3 separate regions of the Homo sapiens genome follow, and all the other regions are linked to region 2. Evidence: chromatin loops called from intact Hi-C (ENCODE). Cell type or tissue: PC-3. All regions are shown on one strand.

Region 1 (8,000 bases), 72 kb before region 2:
TTAGGACTGAGGCCCGTGTGAGTGCATAGCACACATAGGCACAGTGTGGGCAGCCAAGCTAACCAGAGAACGCCCCCAACCCCCACCACTGGAAGCCCACTAAAGGCAGTGCAGATGGAGAGGGGTAAAAAGTTAACCCACAGCTACGTTTTCTACACACATAATGCCGGGCTCTATCAGGAAGCTTTTCCTGGGAGACAGGCCTGAATAGTCACACTGGCTCAGAGCTTGTTTCTGGTGAAAGATTCTTTGAATTTGTCATACCATCTTCTTATCAAGAAATCTTTCCTATTCTAACCTCTCACAGGAAAGGTCATTGCTATCACTTCTCACTGACCACTGTGAACACACAGGGGAGGAGGTGACTATCTCTGAGTCACTGTTGACTGTTAGCTTCCTCCAGGGCAATCATCTTCCCAAGAAAGGCACATCTGTCCTCTTACTATGATCTAGCAGCTGCTGATGTGAAATCTGTTGAATAGACCTTTATTGAGAGCATCTGTGTGCTGAACTCTTAGTAGATGAAGATAAATAATGTGAACCCTGCATTTGAGAAACTTATGATGGAGTAGAAAAGATGATATCACTAATGATGATGGTAATAACGATTAGTATATGCCAGGCCTTTTACTAACTCATTTTAATTCCCACATCTACCCTATTAAATATTATTTGTAAGGAAGCTGAGGCTCAGAGAGGTTATGTGACTTGCCTAAGGTCACACAGCTAATTAGTGACAAAGCCATACTGCCTTTCTCCAAAGACCATGGTGCCAACCACTGTGAAAAAGCAGACAATTTCAGCAGGTGGTAAGAACTGTAGAGGAGTGTGTTCAAGGCACCTTGGGAGCACAGAGAGGCCATCTCACAGTCCGGGGAGTTAGAAAAGGCTTCCTGGAGATGTTCTCTGAGTGGCCTCGGGCCCCAAATCCCTCATCCAAAGGCAGAGTGACTCATGCAGTCACAAAGGGTGGTCATCACCTCTACCTCCACGAAGCCCATTGAGTCTCCACCCACATTTTCCTCCTCCACATCTTGGCTGGACGTGACCTGCCCAAATTGCTGTTGGTCCTCGTACCAGACTCTTCTTCAGTGGGATTTACCCTTCTTATCCTTCTGCACCCTGGCACCCCCAACTCGGGTGGCTCAGTTTCTGTACAGTCTAAAGCAAGTAAGAGAATTGGCTGCTTTGGCTGCTGCCTCCCTTTCACCATTAAGTGAACCCGAGTGGCAGGGGAGGAGAATCAGTGCATTGAATCCGAATATATCTGGGATGGAGTGACTCCATTACAAACGCATTGTGTCATATTTGAACAATATAAGGATTCTTTCCTTCTCTCTGAGAGCCCACAGCTGCAATATTTCTATGCTGCTTTGCAGACTGTTATCACAGTTTTAATGAAGTGTAGTTGGTTTGAAGTAAAGTCTGTCAGTTCTCATGAAAAGAATTAAATTTTGGTCTTGCACTGCATATTCAGCTCTAAAACAGGACTCAGGGCTCATTATTCAGCAAACAGTAATTTGTTTTCATCCCCAAAATATTAATTGTGCTGCTGCATTTTCACCTGATGGGATGATGAGCTCATTATTGAGAAGGGTTTGCCCATAGGAAACGACTGATTACAATTATCTAGAAACCAATTGCTCAGAAAGAATTTGAAAGGGCCAGACATGGCAATGCCTAAGGGGCCCTCAGCTGGAAAAAGAAAACTAATTACCATTCACAATCTAGTGACATCCAAGGCAAACCAGTATGACCATTAGGATGTTTAAAATATTTGTAAAAGTTCTCTGGGGGCACTTTGTTTTGTAGCAATAATTAGTGATTATGAACATAGGGCCAGGGAATAAAACAAGGTTGTTTAGGACAACCCTTAATCTTCAATTAAGCCTATATGTCAAATGGGTAAAACTATCTCTCTTCTGGCTTATAGGTTGCCAATAACTTTAATCTCAGAGGTCTGCACATAAATAGCTGCTCAATAAATATTTGTTGAATGAATAAACAAATCTGAAGGCCTGTTCTGGCTATCCTGGCTTTTCCAGAAGTGATTTTCAACCAGACATTCTACTGTAGATTCCAAGAAGCAATCTAATTTTTCCAACCACGGCTCTGGAAGGTGCAGAGAACATGATTCATAAGGGAAAAAGAAAGAAAGAAAGGGAGAGAGAAAGAGACAGAGAGAAAGAGACAGAGAGAAAGAAAGGAAAAAAGGAATGGAGGGAGAAAGGGATGGAGGGAGAGAGGGAAGGAGGTAGGGAGGAAGGGAAGGGAATGGAATGGAAGGGAAGGAAAGAGAAGAAGTAAGGAAGGGGAAGGGAGGGAGGAAGGAAGAGAGAAAGAGAGAAAGGAAGGAAGAGAGAAAGAAAGAGAGAGAGGGAGGAAAGGAGGGAGGGAGGGAGGAAGGAAGGAAAGAAAAGAAAAGAAAGAAAGAGAGAGAGACTGGGCATATTGGCTTATGCTTGTAATACCAGCACTTTGGGAGGCTGAGGCAGGAGGACTGCTTGAGGCCACGAGTTCGAGGCCAGCCTGGGCAACATAGTGAAACCCTGTCTCTATAAAAATAAAAATAAATTTAAAAATTAGCTGGTGTGGTGGTGTGTGCTTATAGTCCTAGCTACTCAGGAGACTGAGGTAGGAGGATCACTTGAGCCCAGGAGTTGGAGGCTGCAGTGAGCCATGATCATGCCACTGTATTCCGGCCTGGATGACAAAGCGAGATCCTGTCTCAAAAAAAAGAGAGAGAGAGAGAGAGAGAGAAAGAAAGAAAAGAGAGCTATTAGGAGAAGATAAGGGACAGGGAAAAATAAAAGGGGTTGCAGACAGTCAGGAGGGACAGGAGAGAATATAAGAGGAAAGAAGGGCAGTGGGGTGGGCAGACTGAAAAGAGGAGGGTGACTTGGGAGAGCAGGCATCTAGTAAAGCAGTTAAAGGCCTAAGAGCAGCTTTAAATAGCTCTGAGTTCATCAAAAACAAGTGATATGACCTGGTAGTCTCAATAAATGAAAAGCAGAAATAGCCCCTTGGGAGGAATCTGTGTCTCTGGTGGTTTAACAGACTAAATAAAAAGGTTAAAAGAAAGAAAGAGAGAGAGAAAAAAAACGGTCTCAGCTTAAAAAATCTGTAGTCTTCCTAGAACTGTCAGGGAGTTCACTTACACAGTGATGAGAAAGGCCCTAGTTTCCAAAAGGGACTTTTCTAGAGAGAGACTCTAAAATAATTGCCACACCCACAGGTTAGAGCGCTGGTTGTGGGGAAATAAAGTCTGCTTATGCCAGAAAGCAGACCTAACTTATTCAGATAATATAGACTCTTTCCTTCTGTGAAATTTGGCTGGTATCATTGCTTTGTATACTGGCCACCATCAGAATTATGGTTTTGCCTGCCCTGCGCAGCAACTTAAAATGCTCATAATAGGCAAGTTCTTCATTATGTCTAACCTATATCTCTCTTGCTTTAATATAAGTTTCTTTTTTTCTCTCCAGCCTCATCAGAGGAGGAGATTAATTAGTGTCTATCTTCTGTACAGTATATTCCTTCACAGTCTTTACTCATTCATTAGCCTTCTCCCCCAAGGAAAGCTTTGAAAAATAACTAAATAGATAATGAGACCTGTTCCTGCTGCCTTTTTCTAACAAATCCTAATACTCAGTATTACGGACCTGCCATGGAGAAGAGAATCACAACAAAGAAATTTTCAGATTAAGAATTAACTGCATATTTCTTAAGCATTTGGTATAGATTAGCACCCAAACATTAACCACATAGTCTTCCAAACATTTTTATAAGACTGATCCAGGCAGGAATTATCACCTCCACACGAGGGAAGAAAATAGAACTGTTCCTTTCCCTAGCAGGTTATCAGCACAGCCAGAAGAAACCCCCAGTGTCTGGGCTTGAACTTTCTTGCCCTGCCTACAGCCCAAAATATCCTTCAGAAAGAAAAATTCTTTCAAAATGGGCATGTCTTCAAGTTAAAAGTCCAGAAAAAAATCTCAAGGAAAATCTGAGAGCCACAGCCACAACAGGCAGCTTGTTCCCGCTCTCTTGGCCATTCTAACTCTTCCCTCCACCTCCCGACTCATCCTCCCGTCATGCCAGCTTTCTCACCCTGAAATCCTCTTTCTCCAGATAAGAGCCTTTGCAGGAAATGCTCCAGCCATTGAATTGGTTCATAACGACAACTTTCTCAAAATTTTCCATTAAGCACCAGCTGCTCTTTAAGGTAAACTGAAGAGAAAGGTCATCGTCTTTCTTGCTGCTTAAACTAGAGCATGACTCAGAAGAACAAATACGGAAGAGATGGTGGTAATCCCCACATTATTTTTTAATATTCCACGTGCTACCGCAGGGCCCACACAAGACCCAGGACTAAAGTAAGTCTTTCTTTCCTTATGTAACTGTTTACCTTTGCACAGACTCTCTAAGCTCCCAAGATGTGCAGGTGCCTGCAGAAAAGGCACTCCATTCCTCCTCCCTCATACTAGACAGAAACCCACCAGGCAAGACTGGCTTCCTCTGGGTCAGGGAAGCAGATGCCCAAACCCACGTCACAACAGAAAGTGTGAAGCTGAGTGTGGGAGTGTGAGCACATCGTCTCCTAGTCAGAGAAGGTGGTAGAGACTGCGGGGAGATGAAAAGGCCCTATCCCCAACCAACACTGCTTCCCAGGCTCAGCAGCACCTGTGAAATGCCGTCATTAGAGATTCTTTGCCTTCCATCTTCTGGAACAAACCACACCGTGAATCATTAACAAGCCAATGGGAATTTGCTGATTAGATCACTCCCTCTGGAAGGGGGTGGGCGGAGGGAGGAGGTGCTCCCAGGTGCCCAGGCTGCTAGACATGGGGAAAGAAAGGTGGGAGGGCATAAAGGTGGGCTTTTCCATCAGCAATATTGCCCAAGCCCCAAGTAAGAGGATATAAACTGGAGCTATGGAAGAAGTGGGAGCAGGCATCCAGGTCACTCTCCTCGGTCCAGGCAGTCAATGGTTTCTAAGACTCCATGACTAGTTTCTCCTCACTGGCCTGTTAGACTGGCACACCATTTAAACACACACTCAGAACAGTTCTGCTCTCAGAATGCACCCCTCACAATCTTGATCTGCGGCCCTGGGTTTCCAGTATGGGCTTTCCCTGGGTACGATGTCAAGTTAGGTTGATAGAATCAGCTTTGGTACTTTGGCAAGGAAAAAGATTAAAGAAAAAAAAAAAAGGAAATTTGATACCTGCCCAGCTACCTTTTGGGTAAGTAGGATCTACTTACCCAGTGAAGTGTTAGCTCTGCCCACTTAGTCCTTAACAGGCTGCATGGGCTGGAAGCCTCCTTTATGCTTCAAATTCCTGATAATATAGTGTCCAATTGACAACTTCCAAAACATGGCATGTGAACTCTCTTCTTGATTTTACGGCCGGAATTTCAGAAGTGATTTCAAGTTTGATTGCTGAGTTTTCATTTTCTATGGATTTTGGCAAGCCAGCGTGCCCGACAGTGTTTTCACCTGCTAGCCCTTACCCCTGCTGGTGAGCATTTCAGACTGAGGCAATCCCTTCTGAGCCATGGGGTCTCTTGCTTCGTTTAAAAGAGCAAGGCTTCCAGGAATCAAGCCTGTAGGAATCGCCTACAAGCCTGTAGGCGAACCTCTAGGTTAAATCATAGCCATTTGTCTTCAGCTTTGGCGGGTGTTATGATTTCCTCTCAAGTGTTCTCCCTTTCCCGGGACATCCCCGCAGGAAAATGTATCCTCAGCCTTGTGGTGGAATGCCTCCTAGAATTTGCCAGGTGGTTCAAGTGACATTTCCAACTAGAGAGGAGAAAAGCAATGGAATGGGAAGCACATTCATAATTAAGTTTTTCAAGGAACTGGCCAATTATTCTTCTGGCCATGGTATGTTTCAAACAGTTGCATTCACATTCTTCATTTGGGGCAAGCTGTCTTTGGTCATCTCCGTTGACATGGGAAATTGGGTAATCTGGGCCATTTGGGCAAAATCTCACCTGTGTCTGAGTCATCTAGGTTAATGTAGGAAACAGACTAGAATTTCACCTGATATATGTCTCTAGATTCTGTTTTACTTTGAAGACATGGCTTTTTAGAAACAAGTGGAGTCTCCCAGGTCTATCTCACATGGATTACCTGAACCAAGCTGGTCATATTACGAAGTTGAGAAGGGATTAGCTTCTTGCTTGAATTACTTTAATTTTTTCTCAGTTTTTATCCTACTTAAGGAAAGATGGAAACTCCCCGTCTTCTTTTATGCTCATTATTTCCACTCCAAAATGAAAAAGGAAGAAGTTGGTGACCAAATGCTTTTGACCTTCTCTGTCTCAGAACGTTCTGCATAGTTCTATCCAGAGAGGACAGAGGCTGTGTCGATTCTGCCTGGGAAAAACTGAGACAAGTGGGTTTCAATAATGCACAGCTTTTCAATCTATTAAGGGGGTAGACACATGGTTGTTTATCGTACATAAATGACTGAGAATTGGCAGGTACTGCCATTCAAATGATACCAATATGAGCGCACAGGATGGAAAGGAGGAGCAGTGGTGGTGGCAGCAATAAAGTGATGACTCATTAGACGATTGCATCCTTCTCCCCACAGACACAAGACCACATTTCTGTTGGAATCACTACTCGTTTCCATGAGGCTGTTTCTCAAACCAAAGCACAGTACTGCCCCCTTGACAATACATAGTCATGTGTCAGGTACTGGTAGCCAAGGGACAAACAAGCCCATTTTCCTGCAATACAACTTTTATCTCAAAGATCTGGGGGTTGAGACATATCAAGTGACTTAATTGCTGATTTGAATAATTTTCTATTTAAAAACAATATATTATGAAGTAAAGTATAGCATGCTAATGTATTTTTAACACAAAAGGGGAGAGTGGGCCAGGCATGGTGGCTCACGCCTGTAATCCCAGCACTTTGGGAGGCTGAGGCAGGTGGATCACCTGAGGTCAGGAGTTCCAGACCAACCTGACCAATATGGTGAAACTCCATCTCTACTAAAAATATAAAAATTATCTGGGCATGGTGGTGCACACCTGTAGTCCCAGCTACTCAGGAAGCTGAGACAGGAGAATTGCTTGAACCTGGGAGGCGGAGGTTGCAGTGAGCTGAGATCGTGCCACTGTACTCCAATCTGGGTGACAGGGCAAGACTCTGTCTCAAAAGAAAATGGCGGAGGGGGAGAGTGCACCCAGATTTTCCCGCTGAAGTAACTCTTCTGCTAAGTGCCAGGCTTCCAGGGAGTTACATTTCCTTGCTCCTGCAGGTGGGGTACTTGGGCAGAAACACCTGAGAAGCATATCCTGCTCCATGTAACAAAGACTCCCTGCCATGTAAGTGTTCTGAGGCTGCTCAGCAGCTGGGCTTCTGGTGGACAGGCCTGACCCATGCATGCGGCTGAAGAGCTAGTCGCATGACATTGGGCCAAAATGAGCCATTCCACTCTTCCTGCTCTAAATAGATCCCCACTGTCTGTCTGTTGCTATTGCTTCTCACTTGACAGTAGTTATGAGGCCATTAGTAGAAAACAAGAATCTGCTCTTACCCCATCTGCATATTGGACAAGTCCTGCACTATTTAGCTTGTGAGCCCTGATAAGAAGCCAGCACAATCTGCCCATTGACTGCTGACCTTCTTTTCCAGTCCCAAGTACCAGAGCCTCCTGGCTTAGACTCTAATTTTGCATGTCGCTAGCTGTCACCAATTGAATCCCTTTCAGTTGCACCTGCATGGTACTTGTAAGAGAAGAGAAAGGGCTCCCATTGAGCTAATTCAAACTTCTGGCCCTCACACTTGTTCCACTCTTGTGTGTCTTGGGAATCTCTAATTTAAAGCCTAAACATGTTTAAAGAATGCTGTTTTCATGCCTCCACAATGCACTGTTTATTCTGACCTATACTCCTAGGAACATGGTGGGTACTTCCTTTATATATATTTTTTTTCCAAAGAAGGAGGCTAAGCAGTGATGACTGGGCTCTTTTACCTTCTC
Region 2 (8,000 bases):
ACATACTTAAAAACCTTCACATTAAGAAAACAGAAAGGAGGCCGGGCATGGTGGCTCACGCCTGTAATCCCAGCACTTTGGGAGGCTGAGGCAGGTGGATCACTAGGTCAGGAGATCAAGACCATTCTGGCTAACACGATGAAACCCCATCTCTACTAAAGATACAAAAAATTAGCTGGGCATGGTGGCGGGAGCCTGTAGTCCCAGCTACTCAGGAGGCTGAGGTAGGAGAATTGCTTGCACCCGGGAGGTGGAGGTTACAGTGAGCTGAGATCACACCACTGCACTCCAGCCTGGGTGACACAGCAAGACTCTGTCTCCAAAAAAAAAAAAAAAAAAAAAAAAAAGGATTAAGAGAACAGTTTTAGTTAAATCTGTTGCCTGATATTTCATTGTTTGATTGCCTCTAACTGAACCTGGCTAGTACTTAGTTTCTAGGTTGCCTTAACACTTTGATTCCATTCAACAAACTACAGAAATGCCCCATAGAATTGAAGGTAAGAGGAAATATGCCTACCAGGGACCTCAAGAAATCTTCCTTCTGATTCATCTGGTCACTGCGAGTGTTTGTTACATCTCTAATGATATAGAAAGTCATAAGCCAACCCTCCATCACCAACGTTCCTTCTCTATTTTTCTGTCTATCAAATGAAGTTGGTCATATGTAAACCTATCAAGGGAGTTGTAGGTGCACACCTAGACAAGGGTCAGAGGAGTGCCTGAGCTCCCCTGCCCTGACCTCAATGCCCTGAGTCATGTTGCTGGCTGCAGTTCTGACTCAGAGCTCCCACAGTATCAGCCTACATCATGACAGGAAGTGCCGCCAGAAGTCATGCTCAGCTCTACTGAATGAACTGTTTGTCACAGCTAGTATGAAACTGATTCACTGGTGTCATGGGACCATGTAGGCACTCACTCATTCATTCATTCATTCATTCATTCTTCAGTCATCCATTTCCTACTGGAATCTTGTCTAACAGAAAAGCTATAGCATAGCATCTCTTGAAACAACTGTGATAATTTTAAAAGTCCTGTTATGATTTATACCATTTTTGTCCTTAAAAATTATAACAGAGCAATAGATGGGTTGTGTGAGTTCTGTCTGTATAATATGTGATTTAGGTATTAAAATTTAAAGACAAATTTATGGAGGCCTTTTGTCTGTGACAGTGATGAATTATCTTGGCTCTGACCCTTGGGCAAACTGGCTACACTAAACTTAGAGTTCACACATGCAGCGGTTCCTCTGCTGCCTTCCCCGAGGCTTCCTGAGACAGATAGTATGAATTAATATTTTCTTTTTTTTTTTTTTTGAGACGGAGTCTCGCTCTGTCGCCCAGGCAGGAGTGCAGTGGCGGGATCTCGGCTCACTGCAAGCTCCGCCTCCCGGGTTCACGCCATTCTCCTGCCTCAGCCTCCCAAGTAGCTGGGACTACAGGCGCCCGCCACTACGCCCGGCTAATTTTTTGTACTTTTAGTAGAGACGGGGTTTCACCGTTTTAGCCGGGATGGTCTCGATCTCCTGACCTCGTGATCCGCCCGCCTCGGCCTCCCAAAGTGCTGGGATTACAGGCGTGAGCCACCGCGCCCGGCCTGAATTAATATTTTCACAGGCATTGCTAGGCATGATGTCACTTGATTTTGGCTCCAGGTGGAGGATGGGGCCCATGAGGTTCAAGGTTCCCCACTCCGCAGAGTTTTTTCCCCATTCCTACACACCCAGACATTTGTATCGAGAATTGATCAAAATGCATTCATGTGCTATAACTTCTTGTCAGGGATTCAAACCAAGTGATTTCTGACCTCTCTCCATCTGCCTCTCTTTTAAAAATATGTTTTAATTGTCTTGTTTTAGACATGTTTTATTGTAAATTACTTCACATTCTTTTTGAGAATAGGTGGCATGTAAATCATAGTTGAAGAAAAACCTTCAAGCCAGCATAATATTCCCAGAGCACAGAAAGCTCAGTGGGGAGGGGGCAAGGAGAGGCTGGTTGCCCTTGGGCCCACCCATTAGGTGTACCTGTCACTCCCACCATCAGGCTCTGTTCTCTGCAGGCTGAGGGATGATGGAAGAACAATCCAGAGGTCTGTTAGGAGCCCCACTCTGTCAGAAGCAGAGCATCCAATTCACTCAGGCCTTGCTCTACTGACAACTTCATGTCACAGAGGGACAAGGATGTTGTGAGGGAGCTACTGCTTGGATCTAATTTTGGCCATTAAAGGTGAACTAGGTGGATAACACAATGGAATCGACTGGCACTTAGACAGAAAAGGACCTTGTCACTATGTGATTCTCAAGAGCCAAGGAAGTGAATGCAAGCCGTCTATGTTCCTGAGACTGCAAGAATGAAGAACTCTACAAGTCCAGAGAAAAGAAGGTGATTCAGTGGATTAAATCTCAGAGGGCAGCAGAATGTGGAGGTTAAAGTACACGCTCAGGAATCTGGACAGACCTGAGTCAGGCTCTTGGCGCTGTCCTTACGGCTGTGCAAATGTCACCTCTCTGTATCTCAATATCCTCATCTGTAATCGTGAATAATAAGACCTACCTTATATGTCAACATTGAGAATTAAATGAGATCACATATATAAAGCCCCTAGTATGGTTTACTATTATGGTGAACACTCAGTAAAGGTTATTATTGTTGTTATTATTGTTACCATTATTGCAGACTTCCTATATGTAAGGCACAAGGCTAAATGCTCTTTGATTCCATGGTCAGAGACTCTAATCATGTAGAACTTGGTTCTAGAAAGACTGGAGGCTCCACCTAATTTAATTCTGACTCTACTCTGGAGAGGAGGAAGAGAGGGAACTATCCAAAAAAATTACTGTCTCCAATGAGCTTATATTTTACAAGGACACTCACAAAGGCAGGAAGGAGGAATTTGCAGCCAACAGCAGATACAAAGGAGTGGCATCAAAAGAAAGAATCAAGTCACGGAAGTAGAAGGCTGGGGCACAGGAGAATGCACACATAAAATACACCAGGAGCCACTGGGGTGGGTTCAGAACAAGAAAAAGAACAAGAGAAGAGTTTGGCCTCCTGCTGGGGGCAGATGACACAGTTAATTTAGAGATGATACAGTGAAAACAGAATTACTCAACTCCTAGTTTGCTTCCATCTTCTTTATCAGGAATGACCTTCGAGCCAGAAAGAAGAACAAAAATATGGCCAAGAGGAAATTAAAGTCTGTGATAGTGAGGAAGTAGGAGGAGAGCACCTGGCTGCTGCATTTAAGTCTCCAGCCTCAGATGAATTACATCTCAGCACCGTCTATACAGGCACCCCAATACTCACTGCAACAGGAACAGTAAAATAAGCAGCTCTAGGACCCTAAAATAACAGGAATTCATTTACAATATCTGACATCTGAAAAAAATGGAAATATTATAATATATGAGACTTTATGAAGCATGGTAGAACTTGCAGAAACTTGCAGAGGGGCAAATGTCTCCGTTTTATTAACAGGGACTTTTAGCAAAATTCTAACGCAGCTTAGACACCTTGTGTTGACCCAGGAAGATGAATGCTGGTCAGACTAACCTCATCTCCTCTCTGACAGGGTTCCTCAGGTAGTAACTGTTCCATTGTCTAGTTAGAAAATGGTGACAAACAAGTCAGCACACTTTCTTTGTGGACAAGGTAGAGAAATACAAGCTCCATGATAATACAGTAAGGAATATTCAGAGGAGCTCAGCTATAATCCGCTAAAAGGACTGGAGAACAGGATAATATTATTCTGTACAAAGATGTGAATTGGCACATGACTTGGTCTTCAGTGCCTCTCTATACAAAAACAGTAATGATCTGCAAGACAAAGGAAGTTTGCTGACATCTGCTGGGAGAAAGATCAGGAGGCAGCTGGTGAGGTGGAGGAGGGGTTGAGAGCTCAGGCTGCGGAAGTAGAGACCTGTTGGAATCCCAGCTCTACCACTTACTAATTGTGTGATGTTAAAGAAGTTACTTACACTATCGGACTCAATTTCCCTATCTGGAAAGTGGAGATAATGATTGTATATACCTTACTATATGAGGTAGATTAAATTAGTACGTAAAGCATTTAGAATAGTACCTGATTATAGAAATTATCATTATAAATGGGATCCCATTATAAATGGGATCACTTTGTGTCAGGAAGTGATGGAATCTCACAAGATGAAAGCTGTAAAAATAAGATATTGACTATAACTTACACTACCCCAGAAGGAAAACAACCTAAAAGTCTAACAATAGGAGACTTATAGTACATACATATGATAGACTATTACAGCCATTAAAATCATGTGGCAGGCAACAAAAGCAAAAATAAACAAGTGGGACTACATCAAATTAAAAAGCTTCTGCACAGCAAAGGAAACAATCGAAATGAAAAGGCAGCCTACAGGTTGGGAGATAATATTTGCAAACCATATATTTGATAAGGGGCTAATATCTAAAACATATAAGGAACACACACAACTCAAAAGCAAAAATATGAATAACCAGATTAAAATATAGGCAAAGGACCTGAATAGACATTTCTCCAAAGAAAGTATAAAAATTACTTTTTATACTTTCATAACCAACAGTTATATGAAAAGGTACTCAACATCACCAATCATCATGGAAATGCAAATCAAAATCACAATGAGATATCATCTCACACCTGTTAGGTTGGCTATTATAAAAAGACAAGAGATCAGTGTTGACAAGGGGATGGAGAAAAGGAACCCCTTTGCAATGCGGTGGGAATGTAGATTGGTGCAGCCATTGTGGAAAACAGTAGGGAGGTTCCTAAATAAACTAAAAATAGAACTGTAATATGACCTGGCATCCTCTTCTGGGTATATACCCAAAGGAAATGAAATCACCGCCTCGTAAAGATAACTGTGCTCTTATGTTCACTGCATTATTCACAATAGCCAAGATATGGAACAACTAAAGTTGTCCTTCAACAAATGGATGAAAACAGAAATTGTGTTGTGTGTGTATATGTATCTATAGATATCTATAGATATCTATATATATCTATAGATATATATACACAATGGGATATTAGTCACCCTTAAAAAAGGAGATCCGGCCATTTGTGACAACATAAAAAGGACATTATGCTAAGTGAAATAAGCCAGACATAGAGAAAATATTATATTATCTCACTTATATGTGGAATCTTAAAAAAATCAAATACACTGGGCGTGCTGGCTCACGCCTGTAATCCTAGCACTTTGAGAGGCCAAGGCGGGCGGATCACAAGGTCAGGAGTTCAAGACCAGCCTGGCCAATATGGTGAAACCCTGTCTCTACTAAAAATACAAAAATTACCCGGGCTTGGTGGTGGGTGTCTGTAGTCCCACCTACTTGGGACGCTGAGGCAGGAGAATCGCTTGAACCCAGGAGGCGGAGGTTGCAGTGAGCCAAGATCGTGCCGCTGCACTCCAGCCTAGGAGACAGAATGCGACTCCGTCTAAAAAAAAAAAAAAAAAAAAAAAAAATCAAATACATAGAAGCAGAGAGTAGAACAGTCATTACCAGTGGCCAGGGGTGGGAGAATGGGAAGACGTAGATCACAGGGTACAAATAAACAAGCAAATAAATATGTACATAAATAAAAATACAGTCATGTTACAGAAGACTAATTACTCTAATAAGGAAAATGAATCAGGGAAAGGGAAAGGAGAATGATGGAGGCAGAGGTACTGTTTGGGCAAGGTGGTCCCTGAGAGAGGGTATGGGATCAGGGGCTGAAATGGACTGAGCCTCGTAGCGCTGGGGAAAGCAAATGCTCTCAACAGGAAAGGGCTTGAGCTGGAAAGAAGCCCTGGAGATGGAGTAGGTAAGCAGAGGGGAGAACAGAAGGAAAGGAAGAACGAAGCTGGAGAAGGCCCATCACACAGGCCCCTGCAGGCCAGAGTAAGGAGCGATTGGGGTTTCATTTTACGTGATATGGGAAGCCACTGGATGACTCTGAGCAGGAGAGAGTCAGGATTTTAAAGGATCACAATGGTTATTTTTTGGAGAACAGAGTGTAGGGGAGTAAGAATGGAAGCAGGGAAACCAATTTTAGGGGATAGTAGTTTAGTAGTTTTACAGTAGTTTAAGAAAAAGATAGAGGTGACTTATGTTGGGAAAAAATGGTGAAAAGTGTCAGACTCAGGATATATTTTGAATGGCAAACAGCATGATCCTAATTTTATAAAAAAGAAGCACATACACATATTGGAAATATACATATGCAGATATTAACAGAGGTTATCTCTGGATCATGCTGTTCATGGTAACTTTGATTTCCTTCTTTGTACGTTTCTGCATTTTCAAAGTTTCCACAACAAACTTGTAGTATTTAATCAGAAAAAAAGAAGATATTTTTGGAAAAGGTATCTCTTTTTTTTCTAAAAGGAAAAATGAAAGGCAGGCCAAGTGAGGTGTGGACGAGCAACAGCCTAAGTAAAGAGATGTCAAGGATCTGACTGACCATAATTTCAATACTGACAGTGTAAATGACTAGCAGAAATAGTAATGTCTCCTAAGATATACTAATAATATTAGTATACTATTATACTAATATTAGTATTATTAAACATACTAGTAATAGGACATCGTGCACTCTGGGGAGGCAGGTGATTGTCCCCTTCCACTCTGCTTTATTCAAGCCCACCCCTGGTGTAGCATGTACACTTCTGGGCACCAAAATCTAAGATCCAATTGAGGCTGGGTGTGGTGGCTTGTGCCTCAGCTGGATCTTAGATTGGATCTTAGATCCCAGCATTTTGGGATGCTGAGGCAGAAGGATCACTTGAGGCCAGGAGTTCAGGACCAGCTTGGCCAACATAGTGAGACCCTGTTTCTACAAAGAATAAAAAAAAAAAAAAATAGCTGGGCATGGTGGCTACTTTAGAGGCTGAGGTGGGAGGATTCTTTGAGCCCAGGAGTTTGAGACCTTAGTGAGCCATCATTGCACCACTGCCCTCCAGCCTAGGTGACAGAGTGAGAACCTGAAAGAAAGAAAGAAAGAAAGAAAGAAAGAAAGAAAGAAAGAAAGAGAGAAAGAAAGAAAGAGAGAGAGAGAGAGGAAGGAAGGAAGGAAGGAAGGAAGGAAGGAAGGAAGGAAGGAAGGAAAGAAAAGAAAGAAAGAAAGAAAGAAAGAAAGAAAGAAAGAAAGAAAGAAAGAAAGAAAGAAAGAAAGAAGGAAAGAAAGAAAGAAAGAAAGAAAGAGGCCGGGTGCGGTGGCTCACGCCTGTAATCCCAGCACTTTGGGAGGCCGAGGCGGGTGGATCACGAGGCCAGGAGATCGAGACCATCCTGGCTAACACGGTGAAACCCTGTCTCTACTAAAAAATACAAAAAATTAGCCGGGCATAGTGGTGGGCTTCTGCAGTCCCAGCTACTCCAGAGGCTGAGGCAGGAGAATGGCATGAACCCAGGAGGCGGAGCTTGCAGTGAGCCGATATCGAGCCACAGCACTCCAGCCTGGGCCACAGAGCGAGACTCCGTCTCAAAAAAAAAAAAAAAAAAAAAAAGAAAGGAAGAATCCAACTGAACTAGAAGAGAACAGTCAGGACTGGGAGGGGACTTCAAAGCATGCACTGTAATAATGGGGGTAGTTACTACCCAATGAGCACCCACTCTGTGTCAGGCACTTAAAAAATGTGCAGTATTTAAGATATGAGATGCTCACTTGAATGGAAGGAAAAGGGTGGCAAATGAACATTTTTTGAACACTTAAAGAGCCAGTGCGAATCACTTTTCACACTTTATTGCATCCAATCCTCACCACAACACTCTGAGATAAGCATCTCTGTTCTATAAATTTGAGTTAGGGATACAGTATTGCATCGCTGTGGGCTCTGGAGCCCAAGAGGCTGTGCTCAAATTCTAACAGATATGTGACCTTAGCCTTACTACTAAGCCTTATTCCTAAGTCTCAGTTACCTCATCTACAAAAAGGTGACCTTTTTGTAGATGGGGTTGTTTAAAGACTAAATTTGTTAATATATTACAGCACTTAGCACA
Region 3 (8,000 bases), 57 kb before region 2:
GAAGATCTTGCTTCCAGCACTGTGCCATTACCACATTGCACACCTTCTCCTCTCATCGGCTACCTGTTTCCTTGAACTTCGGCTTGTACCATGCCACATGATAGTCCCAGCTCTGAGTTTGCCTCATCACCTCTCTATTGGCTCTCTCAGTCTCAGTTTATCAAAAGAGGAACCAATGGTCTCAGATCATCTCTGCAGGCCTGGCCAGCGGCTCCTAGTCTCTAACTTCTCACCTGATGGGCAGCTGCCCTCCCTGGGTCCATTCACCTGTGCTGTGGCGCAGGCAGCATGTGGTCTGCTCCTCATTCAGAGGTCACTCGAGGGACAACTTCTAAAAGGAGCAGGCCATTGACCTCACACACACCATCCTCCTCCTTCTCTGGGATGCTCTTTTAACTCCTACATTCCCCTTTAAAGGCTGTAGGAGGCTCGCCGTACTTTTTACATTTGTTTGACCGATGTTTTAAATCAGTTTTGCTCAAAAGTGCTTCAAAAATTATAATATGTGTTAGTTTAAAGACTCACAGTTAACGTGGAACCAAATATCACATGAGCGCTCTTTTTGTCCGGGGCTTCACAGGCAGATTCTCAAAGGAATCTGACAAATACAGTTGATGTGGCAGGTCCTGCACCACTCCTGGGCTGAGAGACTGTCACAGACACAAATGGCCAGAAATGCCATATGTAGGAGGCATGCTTGTCTTCCCAGTTAGGAGGACTGTCTGAGCTTGGGAGAAGGAATACACTGAGACAGCTATATTTAAAGCAAAGAGCCTGGCAGCAGACAATTATTTTGTTTGGCTCAGAAGCTGGGAGCTAAGTCTCTTGAAAGGTGTGTGATTAATCCCTTACATGTCCTCTTTAAGTTTCCTCTCAAGCCCAGGGTTTGTTTTCCTTTCTGGTCTCAAGAGTGTATAGTGGGGGATCCTGAGCTAAGCACACTGAAGGCCAGCATGGACCCTGATGATGTTCCTGGCTGTTGCCCTCAGTGCTCTGCAGAAAGCAAGCAACAACAAGAAACGTGGCAATGACCCCGGGAAGCCCACAGGAGCATTCAGCAGATCAGTCAGTCACTCTCACTCTGTGGCTTTCACAAGTGATAGCCCCTTTGGGCCTCAGCTTCCTTATCTCTAAATCTCAGTGTTATCAGGATCAAAATCTAGGTGACACATGGTGTGTGGAAAATTCTAGGTTTTAAGCTTATCAGGTAAGGGACTTTATCTTTTAGAGCAGGGATTGACAACTATGGTCCAGGGCCGAGTCCAGCTCACTGCCTGTTTTTTAATGAGCTACAATCTAAGAAGGGTGTTTACACTTTTAAATAGTTGGAACGAATCAAAAGAATAATAATATTTCATGACACGAAAATTATATGAAATTTTAATTTCAGTGTCTGTAAATTAAGTGTTTTACTGGAATACAGCCATTCTCATTGGTGGTTATATATTGCCTATGACTGCTTTAGTACAGTGACAGAGAAGCTGGGACAGAGACTACATGGTCCACAAAGCCTAAACACATTTTCTGTCACTTTACAGAAAGAGGTTGCCAACTTCTGTTTTTGAGCATGGAGCCTGGGTCACCCACACCTAGATTCAAATCATATACCCCTTCCGACCTGTGTGACCTTGGAAAACTATTTAACTTTTCTAAGCCCCAGTTTCCTCATCTGTAAAATGGATGAAAACAGTCTGTATCTCAAATAGTTGTTGGGAGAAATTGAATGAGATCATCATGAAGCACTATGGTGGTGATAAGCCCGCTCAGGCTTATCATAGTACTGTCTGGAACTAGAGTACATTTACTCACTTACTCACTCACTCACTCACCCACCCATCAGGAAATCCTTTTGGATTTAGCTTTAAAAACATATCCAGAGTCCTCCCTTTCTCTCTCCTCTGCCATTCCTACCACTCTGCTCTGAGGCACCCTATCATCTGTCACCTTGATTATTGCCTCATCCTTCTAACTGGTCTCTCTGCTCATTCTCCCAGAGCCTATTTTTAGTACAGCGACTAGAATGACCCTTTAAAAAGGTCAGGTCATGTCACTGCTCTGCTCAAACTGTCCAGTGGCTGACCATCTCACGCAGAGTAAAAGCTGAGGTCCTTATGATGGCTCACAACTCTCTACCTGCTGTGTCCCACCCTACTGCCTTTGACCTCCTTTCCTGTTACTCTCCCCATTACTCACGGTGCTCCAGCTGCAGGGCCTTTTTGCTGTCCTCAAATGCACCAGCAGTCTCTTGTCTAAGGCCTTTGTCTGGTCTGTCCCTTCCATCTGGATGCTCTCCCTCCAGATATCTCTGAGGCTAACTCTCTCAACTCCTTCAACTGTTTCCTCAAATTTCACTCTTTGAGGAGATCTATCTTGGCCACCCTGGTTAATCAGCACTGCTTACAATCAGAACTGTACCCTTCCAACATTCCAATATCCCTTGCCTTTTTACTTACTTATTTATTTTGTTTTTATTGTTTGTTCCCATTCAAATGTAAGCGCCATGAGGGCAGGAATTTTTGTCTCTTATGTTCAGTGATGTATCCCAAGCATCTAAAACAGTGCCTGGTAGGTACCCAATAAAATTTGGTGATTGATAGTTAATGATCTAATATTTTATAATACAATAGTTTTTCCCCCAGACCCAGAATCTGCCTCTCATTGAGTCTGCCAGGAATCTGACCACCTTCTCGAAAACCTTTGAACCAATGGCTTAGAGTCTATAAAGGAAACTGTGGGGGAAAACTTCTTCCTCCTCAGGGAAATCTGAGAAAGGCCAAACTGCACCCCAGCAACAGCTGTACCCTCTGGTACAGAAATGACTGCGGTTCCTGCTCACTGAAGGAGGATAATCCAGCATCAGACTATTCAAACTCTTTCACTTGCTTTGTTTTTGTGCCAGTATTATTGACAAGATCTGCATAACTTGAGCAAAGGAGTGGAGAAAGACAAACCTCAATAGCAGTGATTTTCCACCTTGCATAAAAGATCTGGCAGGAAAAAGAGTTTGAAATATTGACAAGAATTAGGGGTAGAGTCTGTGAGTTATCCCATTTACCCCAGATAATGGTGGGGTCATATTATCATCACCTCTAGGAAGGATGAAAGAAAACTGTGATCTCCTCAGGTTCTGTACCCTACCAAGCACACCACAGGTACATCATACACATCAATCTCAAGAAGGAGGCCATCGCTCACTCACAGACACTCAGTTCCCAGTTGTCATGCAGTAAGGAATCCTGTCAATATTAACAGGAGACATCCCCAAGGCTCTACTCCTCTGGCATATGTTCCATGAGAGACGGCTGTGGTCAGAGTCATCATAAAGTGTTAAGTACATATGAATCATAAATAGTGATGAATAGCCACATTATAAATTGTGCAAGCCTTGTTTTACTGGGATAAGATTTATACCTAAAGATACTGGAAGTGAAGTCTCCCTCTACCCTTTTAAGACCTCAGAATACTTGGCAATAAACAAAGAAAGGAAGTGGCCTGGAGAATTTATTGAGCAAAGCCCTTGACTAGACACAGCTTAGGTCATTCCTAGTGCTTCTCTCTATATAAGGCAGAGTAGGCTCCCAAGGTGATGCATGGACTCTTTCTTCATCTTCCTCAAGTGTTCTGTTCTTTTTCAATTTGGTATTTAAGGAAAGGAGCGGGGGAAGGAAGATTCTTAAGGGAGAGCGGAGTGTAGACTGCATTTCTGGGCTTCTCTTTAGAACCTGCATGTTTGAGGTAAAGCTTGAATGCTTCTAATGAATATAGAATTATTTACTGATGTAGAGCAGGCATCTACAATATTTTTCCAACCATCACTTTCGTGAGTGTGCTTAAAAAAAAAAGAAAAAGAAAAAAATAAGCCAAGCTGTTGCTCCTCCCTGCTCCTGCCTAGTCAGAACATAAGGAACAAAATAAGTGAAATCTTCATGCTTTATAATGCCCTCTCGGCAGTGCCCCCTTCACCCTGGGCCAGTGAGTCTATTTGCAAAGCTTATTTAAGATGAAAAGTGAAATGCAGTGAACAAGCTGTGTTCCTCTGCCTTGATGAATATTTTCTAAGGGAACTTTGACCAGTCTCAAACTTCTTCACAAATTCAAGAGGAAAAGGCATCAGGCTTCTAAATGGCCTGGATCAGGTTTCCATAGTAGCTTGGTTAGACAACAGACCTTTTTCCAAGAGTTATGCAGATCTTGTCAATAATGCTGGTGCAAAAACAAGAAAGCCAACAATGAGGTCTTGTTCATTTTGAGCTGAGTCATGAAAAATCGTGCACTAAAACCATCCTTGGAGAAAGACCTGATTGGTAAAACAACAGCCACTAAACTTGGAAGGAATTTCTGAAAGGAAATGTTACCCTGAAACGTACTCTGAAAGCCATTTAAAGCGATGAGAGATTTAAGAAAAATAATTTGACACCACACTTCTCAACCTCATAAAACATTTTAGAAATGAACTCATTAAAATAATTTACAGCAGGAACTAGTCTCTTAAGTCTCAATGGACAGTCTGTCTGACATCACGGTCCCATTTGTATGATTCATTTTTTTAAAAAGGCATTCTTGCCAGACCATTAAAAAGTAAAACAATTAATTACTTTTATGATAGTTGGTTGCCTTCTAGTTCCTCGTTTTTCTCTTCCGGGAACATTATCACTCATGCAGCCTTGCCTGGTATTTCTCCCAACACATAACAGAATGCTCTCTGTACATAAATACAGACCATCCAAAACCTGCAAAATGAAGCCCTTATTTCTCTGGGCATTACAAATTTCATACTGTTCCTATCTGGTGTTGCTTACAGTTTTTGTCTTCTGCTTCAGGATCTCTTCACAGCAAGCAATTATTCAAACTGACCTGCAATACCATTACACCAAATGTCACCATTTATCCCAACAAATAGGAAAGCATTCGTTAAGAACAGAGCTGTTTTCATTGGTCCCCTCTGAAAGGAGACAGTGAGAAGGTTGTGGTGATGCAGAGTAAAGGATTAGGAAATTATTCCTTCGGAGACTGTTTATCTGCCTCTACCTCCAGGGAAAAGTCAGATGCTATCTCATTCAAAGCAAGTCTGGTTTTCATTTTGCAACCCCTTCCTTCTCCCTTCCTAATCTTCTTTATAATTAGAGAAAAAGTAGAAAACCACCGCTGTTGTATGTTTTTTAATTGCTTACTATAATTATTATGACAACAATTGCTGGGTGGATTTCCATCTCTGATGTTTCACCACAATGAAGAAAACAAATCCTCTTATGAACATGATCTCATTAGTTCCCATAATGACACATTATTCTGACACGAAGCGAGGTCTAAGAACTTCAATACTCACTCTCTTTACAGATGGGGAAAGTGAGTCAAAATTCTGGGAAGCAGCAAAGCAATTATCCAAGCTGGAATTAAAGCCTAGCGTTCTAAATGCTCATTTAGTGCTAGTGCTACCCACAATGATTCTACATTTTATAAGCAGGGAATAAATAAATAAATATAAGCAGGATCAGCCAGGATGAAGTGAAAATAAAAATAATTCCATGGAGTTTTAACAGCTTTTCTGTAACTTTTGACTGCAGCTCTTTGCCTGAAGTGTAACATACAAAACCAAAAGAGAGTAAAACAGAGCATACTGAAATCTTGACACCTCTCAAAGAACTAGATGGTTTACCCTTTTACATAGGAAGCAAATAAAGGAGAAACTGTCAATGACTGATGGGAACACAGTACAAAATTTAAGTTAGTGGTTTATTTTTAAAGCTTGTATAATATGGACTACAAAGGGCATTTTTGAGCCATGCAAAGGTCACCCACACACTAGTCCCTTCAAACTAGCTTTTTCTTTGAGATGAACCTTCGGTTTGATCTCCTCCATGAAGCCTTCTTTGACTTCTATAGCCTGGAGTAATTTCTATCTTGGCTTAATTCCTACAGCGCTTTTCACCTAAACCGTGATTCTAGTTAGACTGTATTTCACTATATGAGACGAAAACCAAACACTAAAACCATCTCAAGTAAAAAGAGAGTTATTGAAAGGATACTGTAGACTATTATAGGAATTTAATATTAGAAGCACAAAGAAGACTGAACTGGAAAATTCTCAGGTAGAATTCTATAGTTTTCCCTCTGCCTCTGGAATATTGCTATTTCTCTTGGTGTATCTACCCTAGTCTCTCTGAAGACTGCTCACCTATGGTTCTTACTCCTTCATAGCCACAACTTGGCCATGACTTTGGCTTGACCTAGTGCCCATTCCATTGCCAACTCGACATGATCTTACTGGCCAAACATCTACTACCAACTGACTGCAATCTCTGAGCCTCTTAATTCAAATCCTTAGTGGGAAATCTCACTGGTTAAGCCCTATCTATAGGTTGGTACCCTTTGGGTTAGGCATCCGATTTTAGTCCAGCTTCTGTGACTTGGGTGTGTGTGGGGAATCGTGTTTGATGCAGAGGTGCCCCTCCAGCTAGAAGGGGAAGGTAAGCCAGTCTTGCCTCATCTATTTGTTCCGACCAGGCTTAGTATATAATCATATTCTGCCTTGCCTTCATATTTAACTCGTTTTCTATGTGTGACCTGTCTTTCCTGATACAACAAAAGCCTCTTGATCTCAGGCCCTGCCTTATTTTCTTTATGCCACTTTCAGAGCCTTATAAATGGGTTATCAAGAATATTTGTGGAACTGATTTTATCTTTAAGAAATACAAAATGTAGACTCTACTTAGCTATTTGATGAGTGAATTAATGGTGTTACATTTTCAATTGCAATATTTTAAAAATATTTATTAAAGAAGATCACAGATAACCATATTTTTCTTTATAGAAGTTTTGTCTTCTCATTGGCAAGCATCACATACAAGCAAGTATGTGTGTGTGTGTGTGTGTTTAACCATATTTCAAAAATAGTTTTAAGATAATGTGTTCAGAGACTTTAGCGTCCCACAATGACAGAATAATGGACACCTGACTTTCCTTCCCACTAAAATAAACTATAACAATGAACAAAATATACGAGGCCATTGTTTTTGGAAAAAGAAAAACAGTCATCTATATTAGGCTGTTCTTGCATTGCTATAAAGAAATACAGAGACTGAATAATTTATAAGAAAAGAGGTTTAATTGGCTCACAGTTCTGCAGGCTGCTTAAAAATTTCCACTGCCAGATACCCTAAATCATCACTCTTAAGTTCAAACTCCCACAGATCCCTGGAGCATGAATAGAATGCAGCCAAGCACTTTGCTGAAGCCTAACACACATGACCTTTGCTCTAGTTCACAAATAAGTTCCTCATTTCCATCTGGGACCTCATCCGTTTGGCCTTCATTGTCCATGTCACTATCAGCATTTTGGTCACAATCATTTAACCAGTCTCTAAGAAGTTGCAAACTTTCCCTTATTTTCCCTTCTTCTGCTGAGCCCTCCAAACTCTTCTAATCTCTGCTCATTACCCAGTTCCAAAGCTGCTTCCACATTTTGAGGTATCTTCATAGCAACGCTCCATTCCTTAGTACCAATTTTCTGTGTAGACCACTCTTGTGTTGCTATAAAGAAATACCTGAGACTGGATAATTTATTTAAAAAAAAAAACAACAGGTTTAACTGACTCACAGTTTTGTAGGCTATACAGGAAGCACAGCACCAACATTTGCTTCTGGGGAGGCCACAGAAGCTTACAATCATGACAGAAGGTGAAGGGGGAGCAGGCGGCTCACATGGCTTGAGTGGGAGTAAGAGAAAGAGAGAGTGGGAGATGCCACACACTTTTAAACAACCAGATCTCATGTGAACTCATTCATCACCAAAGGAATGAAGCTAAGCCATTCTGAGGGATCTGCCCCCATGATCCAAATACCTCTCACCAGGCCCCACCTCCAACACTGGGGATTACATTTCACATGAGATTTGGTGAGGAGACAGGTCTAAACCATATCAGCATCATAGGACTGTAATTCCTGACAGAAGGGAAACATGAGATGAGCCCCACAATTTCCCCCGCTCTCTGCCTGGGACA

What was found. Hi-C counts contacts between places; a loop is a spot of excess contacts. Peaks named below come from ENCODE experiments on the same cell type or tissue, not always from the same donor. Only the 100,000 strongest peaks of a DNase experiment are listed, where the experiment ranks them.
Region 1: a loop joins it to region 2, with 4 times the contacts of the local background. A loop is called at or near these places in 11 of 110 quality-filtered maps.
Region 3: a loop joins it to region 2, with 6 times the contacts of the local background. A loop is called at or near these places in 9 of 110 quality-filtered maps.

The regions. Positions count from the first base shown.
Region 1 is chr14:32,003,110-32,011,109 of GRCh38, reverse strand. No RefSeq gene overlaps it. Among named protein-coding and RNA genes, the nearest start is that of LINC02313, 62 kb to the right of the region's middle. In PC-3, a CTCF peak has its summit at 6,683; DNase peaks (open chromatin) are centred at 349, 4,199 and 6,609; H3K4me3 peaks cover 164 bases; H3K27ac peaks cover 3,119 bases.
Region 2 is chr14:31,930,716-31,938,715 of GRCh38, reverse strand. No RefSeq gene overlaps it. Among named protein-coding and RNA genes, the nearest start is that of LINC02313, 10 kb to the left of the region's middle. RefSeq lists enhancers at 3,719-4,013, 3,515-4,171. In PC-3, a CTCF peak has its summit at 3,840 (motif pointing left); DNase peaks (open chromatin) are centred at 805, 3,845 and 4,855; H3K27ac peaks cover 1,833 bases.
Region 3 is chr14:31,987,665-31,995,664 of GRCh38, reverse strand. No RefSeq gene overlaps it. Among named protein-coding and RNA genes, the nearest start is that of LINC02313, 47 kb to the right of the region's middle. In PC-3, no CTCF peak of the experiment used is centred here; a DNase peak (open chromatin) is centred at 3,384; H3K27ac peaks cover 2,340 bases.